Linked DNA regions of Homo sapiens: region 1 is linked to region 2. Evidence: chromatin contacts called from ENCODE POLR2A ChIA-PET data. All regions are on one chromosome and are shown on one strand. The core of a region is the stretch at or near the end of the contact, and the rest is flanking DNA. Distances in the headings are between cores, read along the strand shown. Region 1 holds the start of AP2A1 (adaptor related protein complex 2 subunit alpha 1). Region 2 has its middle 4.5 kb from the start of SUPT5H.

What was found. ChIA-PET counts read pairs that join two places held with the same protein, here RNA polymerase II (POLR2A).
Region 1: POLR2A ChIA-PET joins it to region 2 with 10 read pairs in WTC11. The contact joins the promoter of AP2A1 here to the enhancer-like site in region 2. POLR2A ChIA-PET finds 5 or more read pairs at or near these places in 2 of 52 experiments (A549 and WTC11).

Annotation. Positions count from the first base shown.
Region 1 is chr19:49,764,529-49,771,053 of GRCh38, forward strand. It overlaps AP2A1 (adaptor related protein complex 2 subunit alpha 1), which reads left to right and starts at 2,473. Exons shown (of 23, transcript NM_130787.3): 1 at 2,473-2,672. The coding sequence starts at 2,606. It also overlaps the pseudogene RNU6-841P. RefSeq lists enhancers at 1,138-2,115, 2,169-2,937 and a silencer at 2,028-2,607.
Region 2 is chr19:39,437,485-39,444,598 of GRCh38, forward strand. No RefSeq gene overlaps it. Among named protein-coding and RNA genes, the nearest start is that of SUPT5H, 4.5 kb to the right of the region's middle. RefSeq lists an enhancer at 1-670. Within about 2 kb of position 2,912, at least 2 of the 41 ENCODE cell types and tissues checked have a DNase peak (open chromatin) inside an H3K27ac peak, as active enhancers do.

The DNA.
Region 1 (6,525 bases), core at 1,223-3,722, about 10 Mb after region 2:
TATGGAACATGTCACAAATTTGCATGTGGTCTTTGCGCAGGGCCCATGCTAATCTTCTCTGTATCGTTCCAATGTTAATACATGTGCTGTCGAAGCGAGCACTGCCCTGCTATTTAGGGACAGACTTTTCCTGTTCTCTTCACACTTCTCAAAAAGACTAGTTCAAACATCACTGCTAATAGACATTTTAAATGCTGTTATCCCCAGGGAGAAAGTACTTCTTCCTGGTCATGAATGGACTCCAGTTCTTGGAACACTTAATCTTTCTATAATAAAGAACTCCTGGCTGGGCGCGGTGTCTCACACCTGTAATCCCAGCACTTTGGGAGGCCGAGGCGGGCGGATCACCTGAGGTTAGGAGTTCAAGACCAGCCTGGCCAACATAGTGAAACACTGTCTCTACAAAAATACAAAAATTAGGCGAGCATGATGACGGGTGCCTGTAATCCCAGCTACTTAGGAGGCTGAGGCAGGAAAATCGCTTTAACTCGGGAGGAAGAGGTTACAGTGAGCCGAGATTGAGTCACTGAACTCCAGCCTGGGGGACAGAGAGAGACTCTGTCTCAAAAAAAAGAAAAAAAAAAAAGGCCGGGCGCAGTGGCTCACGCCTGTAATTCCAGCACTTTGGGAGGCCGAGGTGGGCGGATCACAAGGTCAGGAGATCGAGACCATCCTGGCTAACACGGTGAAACCCCGTCTCTACTAAAAACACAAAAAATTAGCCAGGCATGGTGGCGTGCGCCTGTAGTCCCAGCTACTTGGGAGGCTGAGGCAGGAGAATGGCGTGAACCCGGGAGGCGGAGGTTGCAGTGAGCTGAGATCGCGCCACTGCACCCCAGCCTGGGCGACAGAGCGAGACTCCATCTCAAAAAAAAAAAAAAAGAACTTCAAGTCCTGGGATTAATAATTTTTCTTGTGTTTAATGGGGCTGCTTTATGTTCTTCAGGGGCAAACAGCACCCCCCTCCCATATTAGAAATGGACTCTCCCTGTGACTAAAACAGCTGAGCAATTTCTGTCCTCCTGGAATCCAAAATGGACTTTCCCAGGCCCCATTCCTGGAAACCCAAATGGACGCATCCATTGAGCCTGGAAGGTGGGCTCTTCTCAACCTCCTTTCCATCTCCCAGGATTCAGAATGGCCATTCCAAAGGTCCAGAACACACCCCCAAGGCTCATTCCAGGAATTCTTGGCTTCTGAGATTAGAAAAGGCTGATGGGGTGGAGTTTTGTTCCTACAGGTGACAGAAATGGACTCTTCCAGTTCCCTTTGTCCCAAATTTCTCAATCTCCTGGGGCGTTGGGAGTTCTGGCCGTTTTGCCTTCCCCAAAGCCAGTTTACCAAAGAGTCTCTGGGGAGCTGGGGGTTGGGGATGGAGGCTGGGGCTGGGCCAAAGCAGATTCACCTATTTCTTCTTTTAACAAATGTTGTTGAAACTGTTCAAGGCCAGGTCCCATTCTTGCCCAGAAGGAGTTCCCAGTCTGGAGGAGACAATCAATTTTGGTTTGATATCTGCTACAATGGAGGCTGCCCGAGAGACACTGCGGTTGGACAAAAAAAAAAAGGCAACATATATTGAAAAGTAAGCCAAGATACGGTTTACGTTTATTTCTGCTTTTTCACTTCCAAGCTGTGTGGCCCTGGGCAAGTCATTCGCCCTCTCGACCTAAGTTTTAACTTCTGCTTAATGGGACTAGCCTTGAATTACTGTTTTTCACTCTGAGATTCTAGGTCTCCTGACAACTCAAGTCCCGACACGTTGGCTGCAGAGAAGGGGGGAGGGGAGGAAGGCTTCCTAGAAGAGGATTTCAGCAGTCGGGGGTGACAGTGGAGGGAGAAAGGGAACACGGAGACGCTTGCGCAGTAAACACCGCACGCTCTCTTGCCTCGCCCAACCCCTTCTCTGCAGCAGGGAATTGCAGGCGTCGCTCCACCTATCCCAGCCGAGCGGAGTGACACCCTCCCCTCTTTCCTTCTCTACTGATCTTCGCCTTCCGCCCGCCCCACAGCCGCCCAATGGAGGGCTGAAGTAGGACAGATCTCGCCAATCCGCGACGCCTGCGGGGCAGGTCTACCCGTTCATTGGTCCCAGTCAACCTAAGTCCCGCCTCCTAGGACCGTTCCCCGCCTTCCTTCACGTCCCTCCCTTCCTCCTTGGAGAGCCGCTAGATCCAATCAGTGTTTGACCTGGCCGCGCGGAGGGGGCGGGCCCATGATACGCAATCGAACCCCGCCCGTCTCTCGGGCAACGCCTCCTCCCCCCCCTCCCCAGCTCCCAAACGGAAATAGCGGAACACTGGGCCAATCGTAGCGTCGTGCCTTTGCTTGGCGGCCAATGAGAGAGGAAGTGGGGGAGAAACCCGCCTGTGAGCGGCAGGAGCTCAAGCCAGTGGGCGGCTCAGAGCTCCGGACCGCGGGCGGAGGGGAGGGGCAGGGGGCGGTGCCACGGCCTGCCAGCCCGCCCGCCCGCCCGCCAGCCAGCCCTCCCCGCGGCCGGCTCGGCTCCTTGGCGCTGCCTGGGGTCCTTTCCGCCCGGTCCCCGCTTGCCAGCCCCCGCTGCTCTGTGCCCTGTCCGGCCAGGCCTGGAGCCGACACCACCGCCATCATGCCGGCCGTGTCCAAGGGCGATGGGATGCGGGGGCTCGCGGTGTTCATCTCCGACATCCGGAACTGTGAGCGCGCGGCCGGGGGACACTGGAGACGCGGGGGAGGGGGGAGCGTGAAATTGAGGGGTTTGGGGATCACAGAGGGACCCGGGGGATCAAAAGCCTCTGCGGCCGTATAGGGACAGCATAGATGGGCCCCAGGAAGAACTTTAGAGTGGGGGGCACGTAGGGGCTTGGGGTGTCATAGAGTGCCTCTTGAGGTGACGACACGGAGTAGCTAGAGGGGTCCGGGAGGGCTTGAAAGGGGAGGAAGCCAGTGAGGTCCCGGGGATGGGAGCATAGAGGTGTCCCCTGGGAAAGACTGAAAAGCTGGGGGATCTTACAAACGATGGGGTTAGAGGGATTCCCAATGTAGAGAAGAAGTGAAAGAAGTGTATGGCGGGGGTGCCCTGTGGAGCGATGGAATGGGAAGAGGCCAGAGGGGACCTGGAGGAAGTGGAATGCCGGAAGCCTAATGAAGCAGGGCTTGAGGACCTGGGATAGGGGGTGTCATACAGGGGAAAGGGGTTAGATAGGTCACCGAGGCTCCTGGCCAGTGGTATAGAGGAGGCCTGAGAGTGGTTGAAAGTCCATGAGTTTGGGGCAGGGAGATGATGGGACGGGGAGACTATAAGGACACCCTGGTGAAGGATAGAGGGGCTTCAGGGTGGGAGATTGCCTAGAAGACATGGAAGGCAGTGTGGAGGGGGCTAGAGGGGCAGCTGAGGGGAAAGGAGGGACCCAAGGAACACAGAGGAAAAGAGCTGTCGGTGTAAGGTCTTGGGAGAACCTGTGACAGGGAACGGGGGGCCAGGAAAGAAGAGGACATTAGAGTAGGGGATTGGGGAAAGGGTAGAAGAAGGAGCGCCCAGACCTCAAGGAAGGCGTTGGGTTCTGAAGTGCTTGAGGGGTAGATATCTGGAAAGCTGGGAATAGGGGAAGTCTAATCCCAGAGAGAGGTCAGGGGTCAGGCAGCAGGACAGGCAGGGATCTGAGCCCTTTTCTATTTGACCACAGTAATATGGGGACGGTGGTCCCTGCCAGGAAGAGTTGTCGTGACGATGGGAATCCTGGCGGCAAGTCAGCTCTCAACTCCTGGGAATGGCTGTGGGTGATTGGAGCTGCCAGGAGTCTTCAGAGGCTGCATCCGCATGGGCTCTGGGGTCAGCCAGACTTGGGTTTGCGTTTGAGCACTGCCACTCCCTGGCTGTGTGACCTTGAATGAGGGACTTCACCTCTCGGTTTCCTCATCTGTCAAGAGAGACTGCTGATAGTATCTTCCTGAGGGGCTTGTGACAATGCCCCTCAGGCCTTTCACTCGTTCCAGGCCCCAGATGGAACTTGGCTATTGTTTTTACTCCGTTGGCTCTGAACAGCAGCCCTGTAAAGTACCCAGTGATGGTTGTTGTTTTAGAATTTAACTGTTATGGAAGGATCTGGCATGTAATAGGTGCTCAGGGAACAGGAGGGTGGAAACAGTTGAGTATCAGTTGGAGGAGAAATGATCACTTGTTATGATAAGGGGCGGGGCTATGGGGGTTGTGGAGGAGCTGGGAGCCACTGTTAGCAGACGGGGGCTGCCTCTGTTACCCACCAGGGATGTGACCCTCCACGAGTTGTTTAACCTCTTTCAGGACGTTTTCTTGTCTGCAAACTTCATTCATAACAGTGTCTTGCCTCTGAAGGCTCATTTATTCATTCATTCACTTGACAAATACTTTTTGATTGCTCTAGTGTTGTCCAGGCCCTGTTCTAGGTACTGGGGTGACAATAGTGAACAGAAATTCCTGTTCTTGCTGGTCATGGTGGCTCATGCCTGTCATCCCAGCACTTTGGGGGGCCGAGGTAGGCGGATCACCTGAGGTCAGGAGTTCAAGACCAACCTGGCCAACATGGTGAAACTCCATCTCTACTAAAAATACAAAAATTAGCCAGGTGTGGTGGTGGGTGCCTGTAATCCCAGCTACTCAGGAGGCTGAGGCAGGAGAATCGCTTGAACCCGGGAGGCAGAGGTTGCAATGAGCCGAGATTCACACCATTGCACTCCAGGCTGGGCAACAAGAGTGAAACTCCGTCTCCAAAAATAAAAAAAAAGAAAAAGAAACTCCTGTCCTTGGGAGCTCCCTTCCCCGAGGAAGACAGAACATATGCACAGGGAACACCCTGATATACAACCTCAGGACCTGACTGGTTCTGTGAAGAAAAATAAGGAGGAAATGGTCGGGAGAGGGACTAGGATGGAGAGGGTACTCAGTAGGCCTCGTGGAGGAAGTCATATCTGAGTGGAGCAAGCCCTGTGGATTTTGGAGGAAAGGGGTCCTGGCACAGGGAGGTGCATTCAGAGGTCCTGAGGTTGCGGCATGCTTGACATGTGTTCGAGCGAGAGGGAGAAGGTCAGTGTGGCTGAAGCTGTGGGAGTGAAGGGGAGAGAGGGCGGGTGTGGAGGGGAGTGGGAACAGGATCGGGAAAGGCTTTCTGGGCCATGGTGAGCACTTTGGCCTTTGTCTGCATGAGAATATTTTGAGCAGGGGAGGGATGTGACCGATTGATGTTTTAAGATAATTCCTCTGGCTGCTGTGAGAACAGATTCTAGAGGTAGCCATGGAAGCAGGGAACCAAATTAGGAGGGTGTTGCAGGCCTCTGGGTGAGAGATGGTGCTGGCTTAACAGGGTGAGAAGGGACTGGTGAGAAATGGGTTGGTGATACATTTTTTTTTCCGAGACAGTCTCTGTTGCCCAGGTTGGAGTGCAGTGGCACGATCATACCTCACTGCAACCTCCGCCTCCCAGGTTCAAGCAATTCTCGTGCCTCAGCCTCCCCGGTAGCTGGGATTACAGGCACCCGCCACCACGCTTGGCTAATTTTTGTATTTTTAGTAGACGCAGGGTTTCCCCATGTTGGCCAGGCTGGTCTCGAACTCCCAACCTCAAGTGATCTGCCCGCCTTGGCCTCCCAAAGTGCTGGCATTATAAGCGTGAGCCACTGCACCCAGCCTGGGATACAACTTGAAGGAAAAACTGTCAGGATTTGCAAAGGGATTTGATGATGGGGGTTGGGGAAGGAAAGAGATCGTCCCGTCACTGCAGGACCCCAGAGACGAGCCAGAGGACAGAGGGGAGATGCAGGCTTGGGGCACTGGTAGTAATTTAGCCACAGGAATTAGGGCTGGAGAATCAGGAGCCTTTTCTTAGCAAGCGTATGTTGAACGGCTGGTATGTCTCAAGAATTGTGCTGAATGCTGGGGACACTGGTGAACAGGACAGACTTGTCCACCCCCTCCATGAAGCTCCCAGCCCTGTGGGGGAGAAGGTGCAACATACAAATTGCAGTAGTCCTTCACACTAATACCTGGACACGGATGTTCACTGCAACATTATTCATGATAGCCGGAAAACAGAAACGGGCCAAATGCCCATCAACTGAGAAATAAAGTGTGGTCTATGTAGTGGAATATTACCGGGCCTTAAAAAATAATGACGTCCTGCTACATGCTGCCACAGGGATGGACCTTGAAAACATGACACCAAGTGAAAGAAGCCAGACACAGGAGGCCACGTGTTGTATGATTCCATGTTGATAGAGTATCTTGAATAGGCAGATCCATGGAGACAGAAAGATTAGTGGTTGCCTAGAGTAGGGGCTGGTGGGATGGGGAGTGACTGCTCATGAATGCATAGGTTCTTTTTTTATTTTTTGAGATGGAGTCTCACTCTGTCGCCCAGGCTGGAGTGCAATGGGGTGATCTCGGCTTACTGCAACCTCTGCCTCCCAAGTTCAGGCGATTCTCCTGCCTCAGCTTCCTGAGTAGCTGGGATTACAGGCGTGTGCCACCACACCTGGCTAATTTTTGTACTTTTAGTAGAGACGGGGTTTTTACAT
Region 2 (7,114 bases), core at 1,662-4,161:
CACCATATTGGCCAGACTGGTCTCGAACTCCTGACATCAAATGATCCACTCATCTCAGCCTCCCAAAGTGCTGGGATTACAGGCGTGAGCCACCGCGCCCAGCCCCTAGAATCTCTTTCTCCAGAATCTCCCAGTCATCTTTTTCCTCTCCCCCAAATCACCCTCCACTTAAGCCTCCTCCCCACAGAATTCTCCATCCCCAGCCCCCCAACCCCACCTGAGGAACCCCAGGATTGGGTTGTCCTCTGGTTCCCCGGCAGATGTCCCTGCGTCTCACCCCATCAAGAGTCTCCCCAGCGAAGAGGTTCCTCTCTCAGAGCTAGAGGGAGCCCACAGTTGCCTCAGTTTCTCTGGCAGTACAGGGTCTGGGATCCAGGGTTCAAAAGGGCGTCGTGGTGCACCTTGCCAAAGAGGGTGGAGACAGGGAGACACTGGAGGGCAGGTCTGGGGCCAGAGGGAAAAGCCAGCCCGGAGTCCAGCTCTAAAAGGGTGAGGGGGGAGGGGGCTGTTGGGAGGGAGGAAGGAAGTACCCAGAGGCTGACCGGGAGGGACACAGACACAGCCCAAAGAAATGTAGGCACAAGTGGAGAAGAAGAGAAAGATGAAAGGCCAAGGGAGAAGAGGAGGAGAAAAGGGAGAGACCAGGACAGTCAAGAGATGGACCCCCAAAACAAGCCCAGTGACAGATTTAGAGGCAGAGAGGCCAACCCTCAGACAAAAAAGAGATAAAGGCAGGCATGATGTTTCCAAAATACTTGAGACAGAGGCCAGGTGCAGTGGCTCACACCTATAATCCCAGCACTTTGGGAGGCCAAGGCAGCAGGATCACTCGAGCCCAGGGTTCAAGACCAGCCTGGCCAACATGGTGAAACCCCGCCTTTACTAAAAATACAAAAATCAGCTGGGCATGGTGGCAGGTGCCTGTATCCCAGCCACAAGGGAGGCTGAGGCAGGAGAACCGCTTGAACCCGGGAGGCGGAGGTTGCAGTGAGCTGAGATGTCGCCACTGCACCCTAGGCTGGGCGCCAGAGCAAGACTCTGTCTCAAAAATAAATAAATAAATAAACTCTGTCTCAAAAATAAATAAATAAAATAAAATAAATAGAGCAGAGACCTCAAATATTCACTTGCAGACACAGATAAAGGCTAGCACAGGTGTTTTCCAATGAAGACACAGGCAGATGAGAGGATGCACACATTCTACCTGTACTTTTTCTTTTTTTTTTTTTAAATTGAGATAGAGTCTGTGTCACCCAGGCTGGAATGCAGTGATGCAATCTGAGCTCACTGCAACCTCCACCTCCCCGGTTCAAGTGATTGTCCTGCTTCAGACTCTGGAGTAGCTGAGATTACAGATTCTCCTGCTTCAGACTCCTGAGTAGCCCAGATCACGGGCCTCCACCACTATGCTTGACTAATAATTTTTCTTTTTTTTTTTTGAGATGGAGTATCGCTCTGTCGCCCAGACTGGAGGGCAGTGGCTTGATCTCAGCTCACTGCAACGTCAGCTTCCTGGGTTCAAGCAATTCTCCTGCATCAGCCTTCCAAGTAGCTGGGATTAAAGGCATGCACCACCATGCCCAGCTAATTTTTGTATTTATTAGTAGAGACAGGGTTTCACTATGCTGGGCAGACTAGTCTTGAACTCCTGACCTCAAGTGATCCACTTGCCTCGGCCTCCCAAAGTGCTGGGATTACAAGTGTGAGCCACTGTGCCTGGCCACTAATTTTTGTATTTTTTAGTAGAGACAGGGTTCCATCGTGTTGGCCAGGCTGGTCTTGAACTCCTTACCTCAAGTGATCCGCCCACCTCGGCCTCCCAAGGTTCTGGGATTACAGGTGTGAGCCACAGCGGTTGGCCTAGCCTGCACTGTCTTAAGGGCCTGTTGGGCAGGGGAGTTCAGGTTCTCTCGTCTCTCCAGATTGATCTTCACACATTTGCTAAGTCTCGTATCGTCCCTGAGCTTGGGAGTCAGGGAGCGCTCTGACCTAAGCCCTCCTGACTTTGGGGTCACCATCTTTCCCCAGCCTCTATGGGCACACTCCCTGAATTATCTGTGGCTTGAGTGGAGCAAGCAGGGGATGGGATGAGGGGTGGCGGGGGAGTTCCCCTCATCCACTTCAGCCTTCCAGTCTGCTCCCCCTTCCTGTACCTCTCTCTTCCAGAACCCCAGGCCAAGCACCAGAGAAGGCCTGGGAGTGAGCAAGGTGCCCATGTTGCTTCTGTGGATCATCCTCCTGCTTGTACAGCCCTGGGAGGGCCTAGGAACGCCCGCCCCTCTGCTGGAGGGAGCCTTTTTACTTCCTTGCAGCCCTCTGAAGATACCAGCGAGTGGGGAGCAGAGCCAGCAGACGGGGTGGGCCAATTGATGGGGCGTGGTAGGGGGTGTGTTTGAGGAAGGGTCAGCCTCTTTCCCTCCAAGATCTGATTCTCCTCCTTACCCCTGAACTGTAGGAAAACAAAAATGATGACACCCTCTACACCCCAGATGATCTCTCAGTGAGTATTGCATTCGCTTCTTTCTGCAGTTGCAGGTTTTGAGAGAATTCAGTGGTCTCCATGTGTGAGGGCTGCTGTGTGACCATATGAATATGTTGCGGGGAGGAAGTAGTGGGACTATCTCCTGACCCAGCCCCTAGCCTTGACAGATATATTTTGCTCACTGCTGTCTCCAACACCTAGAATAGGGAGGTATATAATAACAAATGATGATGATGACTACAGCTGCATGTAAATAGTGTTTACTCTGTGCCAGGTATTGGTTTAAATGCTTTAAGTATGTTAGCTTATTTACTCTGTACACCAATCCTATAAGATAGATAGGACCACCATGTATGGATGTGAATGTTGTACACTGCACAAGGATCCCACATCTACAAAGACAGTACTATATTCACAGGCTGGATATTGTAGATTTGCATATTTGCCAACTTGCGGCAGATGGCAGTAAAGTATCTTGTTCTAATAAAATCAAGACTTAGAAGGTAGAAGGAACTTAAGGAAGGTCTTTTTATTTTCTTTTTTTTGAGACAGGGTCTTGCTCTGTCCCCTACGCTGGAGTGCAGTGGCACAATCACAGCTCACTGCAGTCTTGACCTTTTAGGCTCAAGCAATCCTCCCACCTCAGCCTCCAGAGTAGCTGGGACCACATACACGTGACACCACAAATAGCTAATGGCTAATTTTTTTTTTTTTTTTTTGAGACACAGTGTTGCTCTGTTGCCAGCTGGAGTGCAGTGGCGTGATCTCTGCTCACTGCAACCTCTGCGTCCTGGGTTGAAGCAATTCTTCTGCCTCAGCCTCCCGAGTAGCTGGGACTACAGGCATGTGCCACCATGCCCAGCTAATTTTTGTATTTTTAGTAGAGACAGGGTTTCACCATGTTGGCCAGGATGTTCTCGATCTCTTGACCTCGTGATCCACCTGCCTCAACCTCCCAAAGTGCTGGGATTACAGGCGTGAGCCACCGTGCCCGACCTTTTTTTTTTTTTTTTTTTTTTTGTAGATATGGGGTGTCGCTGTGTTGCCCAGGCTGGTTTTGGACACCTGGGCTCAAGTGATCTTCCTGCCTTGGCCTCTCAAAGAGCTGGGATTACAGGCATGAGCCACTGTGCCCAGCTGAGTGTCTTTTTCTAGCTTGCACATAAGTACAGCATGGGATAGTGTCAGGCCTTACGGTTGGGATTATCCAGAGCCCTATTTACAGATGAGGAAACTGAGGCCCAGAGAACTGAAGGGGTTTGTTCCAGGACACAGATAAGAAATCTTGGGAGTGGGGACTTGGACTCATGCCCTTACCCATAGATACCAGGTCACTTTGTCCCTACTGTGTGTCCTGCTGAGACTCTAGGCTGCTCCAGGTTGGAGCTGTCTGTGATTGGGTTTGAGGAGGGACCATCTATGGGAACTGCTGTGTTCCAGCTACAGTACCTGCTGGATCTCCTGGGGTCCCGGCTGTGGGTGGCCAGCCAGGGCCCTTGCCTGTCCTGTGAAGGACATCCCCAGAGACCTGTCCCCCTCTTGGAGTTACTACAGGGAGCTTGTGCTTGGCACCCTACCACAGCCTGAGCTTTGGAGGACATGGGCTCCCAGGTACACCCAGAGAGGCTGGGTAGAGAGAGGGAGGGAATAGTCTTCAGCTCCAACTGCCAAACCCTAAGCCTTTTCTTCCCTCTAGGCCAGAGGACCCCACCTGGAGCCCTAGTAGCCAAGGGGAAGAGTTAAGAAGGAGGAAAGTAAGGTGCGATCTGAAGTCTCTGACCTCTTGGGCAGGGAGTTGGATAAATTGCCCCACCTGCCCCCATTCTCACCCTCCTTTAGATACTCTTCTCTCTTCTTCCAGGAAGGGACAGAGAAGTGCACAGGTATTCTCTAACCTCATCCCTATACCTTGAGAACAGGGAGGGTCCTGTGGTTCACATCCCTACATCCCTGGCTACAAAAAATTACCACTTGAAGAACTTTCTTTTCTTTTCTTTTCTGTTTTTGAGGCAGAGTCTCACTCTGTTGCCCAGGCTAGAGTGCAGTGGCATGGTCTCAGCTCGCTGCAACCTCCACCTCCTGGGTTCAAGTAATTCTCCTGCCTCAGCCTCCTGAGTAACTGGGATTACAGGCACGCGCCACTACACCTGACTAATTTTTGTATTTTTAGTAGAGATGGGGTTTCACAATGTTGGTCACGCTGGTCTCGAACGCCTGACCTTGTGATCTGCCCACCTCAGCCTCCCAAACTGCTGGGATTACAGGCGTGAGCCACCGTGCCCAGCCCACCACTTGGAGAACTTTCAAGTAATACTGATGGCCAGACCCCAGCCCAGATAATTTGATAATTGGTCTCTGGTGAAGCCTGAGCATCTATATTATTTTTATTATTATTTAGAGACAGGGTTTCACTATGCTGCACAGGCTGTAACTTGGCATCTGCCCATATATTTTTTTGAGACAGGGTCTCACTCTGTCACCCAGGCTGGAGTGCAGTGGCATGATCAAAACTCATTGCAGGCTCGATCTTTCAGGCTCAAGTGACTCTCCCACCTCAGTCCCCCAAGTAGCTAGCGCTATAGGCGCATGCCACCACACTCAGCTAATTTTTGTATTTTTTGTAGAGATGGGGTTACCCTTTATTGCCCAGGCTAATCTTGAACTCCTGGCTCAAGCGATACTCCCCCCTTGGCCTCCCAAAGTGCTGGGATTATAGGCATGAGCCACCACACCTGACATTTTTTTTTTTTTTTTGAGACAGAGTCTCCCTTTGTCACCCAGGCTGGAGTGCACCGGCTGGTGGACTGGATGGCCACATTTCCATCACCCCAAAGCATTCCTTCTCTCTCTTCCCAGTCAATTTCCACCTCCCTCTCCAGCCCCAGACATCCACTAATCTGCATTGTCTGTATAGGTTGGTTTTGCTTGCTCTGGAGTTTCATATGAATGGAATCATGCTGGACATCTCCTGATGTCTGGCTTCTTTCACTCAGCATAATGTTTTGGAGATTCAGTCATGGGTGTATTGGTAGTTGTTACTATTCTGTTGCATGGATGGATGTACCAAAATTTGTTTTTCTTTTGAGACGAGTCTCACTCTGTTGCCCAGGCTGGAGTGCAGTGGTGCGATCTCTGCTCACTGCAACCTTCACCTCCCTGGTTCAAGTGATTCTCCTGCCTCAGCCTCCCAAGTAGCTGGGATTACAGGCGTGCGCCACCACACCTGGCTATTTTTTTTTTTTTTTTTTTTGTATTTTTAGTAGAGATGGGGTTTCACCATATTGGCCAGGCTGGTCTTGAACTCCTGACTTCGTGATCCGCCTGCCTTGGCCTTCCAAAGTGCTGGGATTACAGGCGTGAGTCACTGCGCCCGGCCCTAATTTTTGTGTTTCCAGTTTAGGGCTATTATGCAACTCTTTCTTTCTAAAATATTCTCAAGTATTCTGATGTGCTACCAGAGTTGAGTTCAGAACCACGGATCCACCAAGGAAGAAACTTCCATGGCTGGGGAAATGACTGTGCCCTCTTTTTTCTGCAGGGAATGGCTTTCTGCAGCAGTGTCTGTAGCGATTTAATATGTAGAATCCTATTTTCTTGTTGTTTTTTTTTTTGAGACGGAGTCTTGCTCTTTTGTCACAGCAACCTCCACCTCTCAAGTTCAAGAGATTCTCCTGCCACAGCCTCCCGAGTAGCTGGGATTACGGGTGTGCGCCACTACGCCACCTGGCTAATTTTTGTATTTTTTAGTAGAGACAGGGTTTTACCATGTTGGCCAGGCTGGTCTTGAACTCCTGACCTCAGGTGATCCGCCTGCCTTGGCCTCCCAAAGTGCTGGGATTACAGGCGTGAGCCACCGCGCCCGGTGGAGAATCCTTTCTTTTTTTGAGATGGAGTCTAGCTCTGTTGCCCAGGCTGGAGTGCAGTAGCACGATCTCGGCTCACTGCAAGCTCGGCCTCCCGGGTTCACGCCATTCTCCTGCCTCAGCCTTACGTGTAGCTGGGACTACAGGCGCCCGCCACCACGCCCAGCTAATTTTTTTTTGTATTTTTAGTAGAGATGGGGTTTCACCGTGTTAGCCAGGATGGTCTCGGTCTCCTGACCTCGTGATCCACCCGCCTCGGCCTCCCAAAGTGCTGGGATTACAGACGTGAGCCACCGCGCCCGGCCCAGGTGTGTCATACTTATGTGAGAAATTTTACCAATGTGTCCTGAGGCTTCTTTTTTTTTTTTTTTTTTTTGAGACTGAGTCTCACTCTCGCCCAGGCTGGAGTGCAGTGGCGCGATCTCGGCTCACTGCAAGCTCCGCCTCCTGGGTTCACGCCATTCTCCTGCCTCAGCCTCCCGAGTAGCTAGAATCACAGGCACATGCCACCACGCCCGGCTAATTTTTTTGTATTTTTAGTAGAGACGGGGTTTCACCATGTTGGCCAGACTGGTTTCGAACTCCTGACCTCAGGCAATCTGCCCGCCCCGGCCTCCCAATGTGTTGGGATTACAGGCATGAGCCACCGCGACTGACATAGACTTCTGATTTTTAAAATTTCCCCTATCAGGTTAATTTTTCAATTTTTAAAAATTTAAGTTTTAATTTTTTTTTTTTTTTTTTTTTAGAGACAGGGTCTCTATTACCC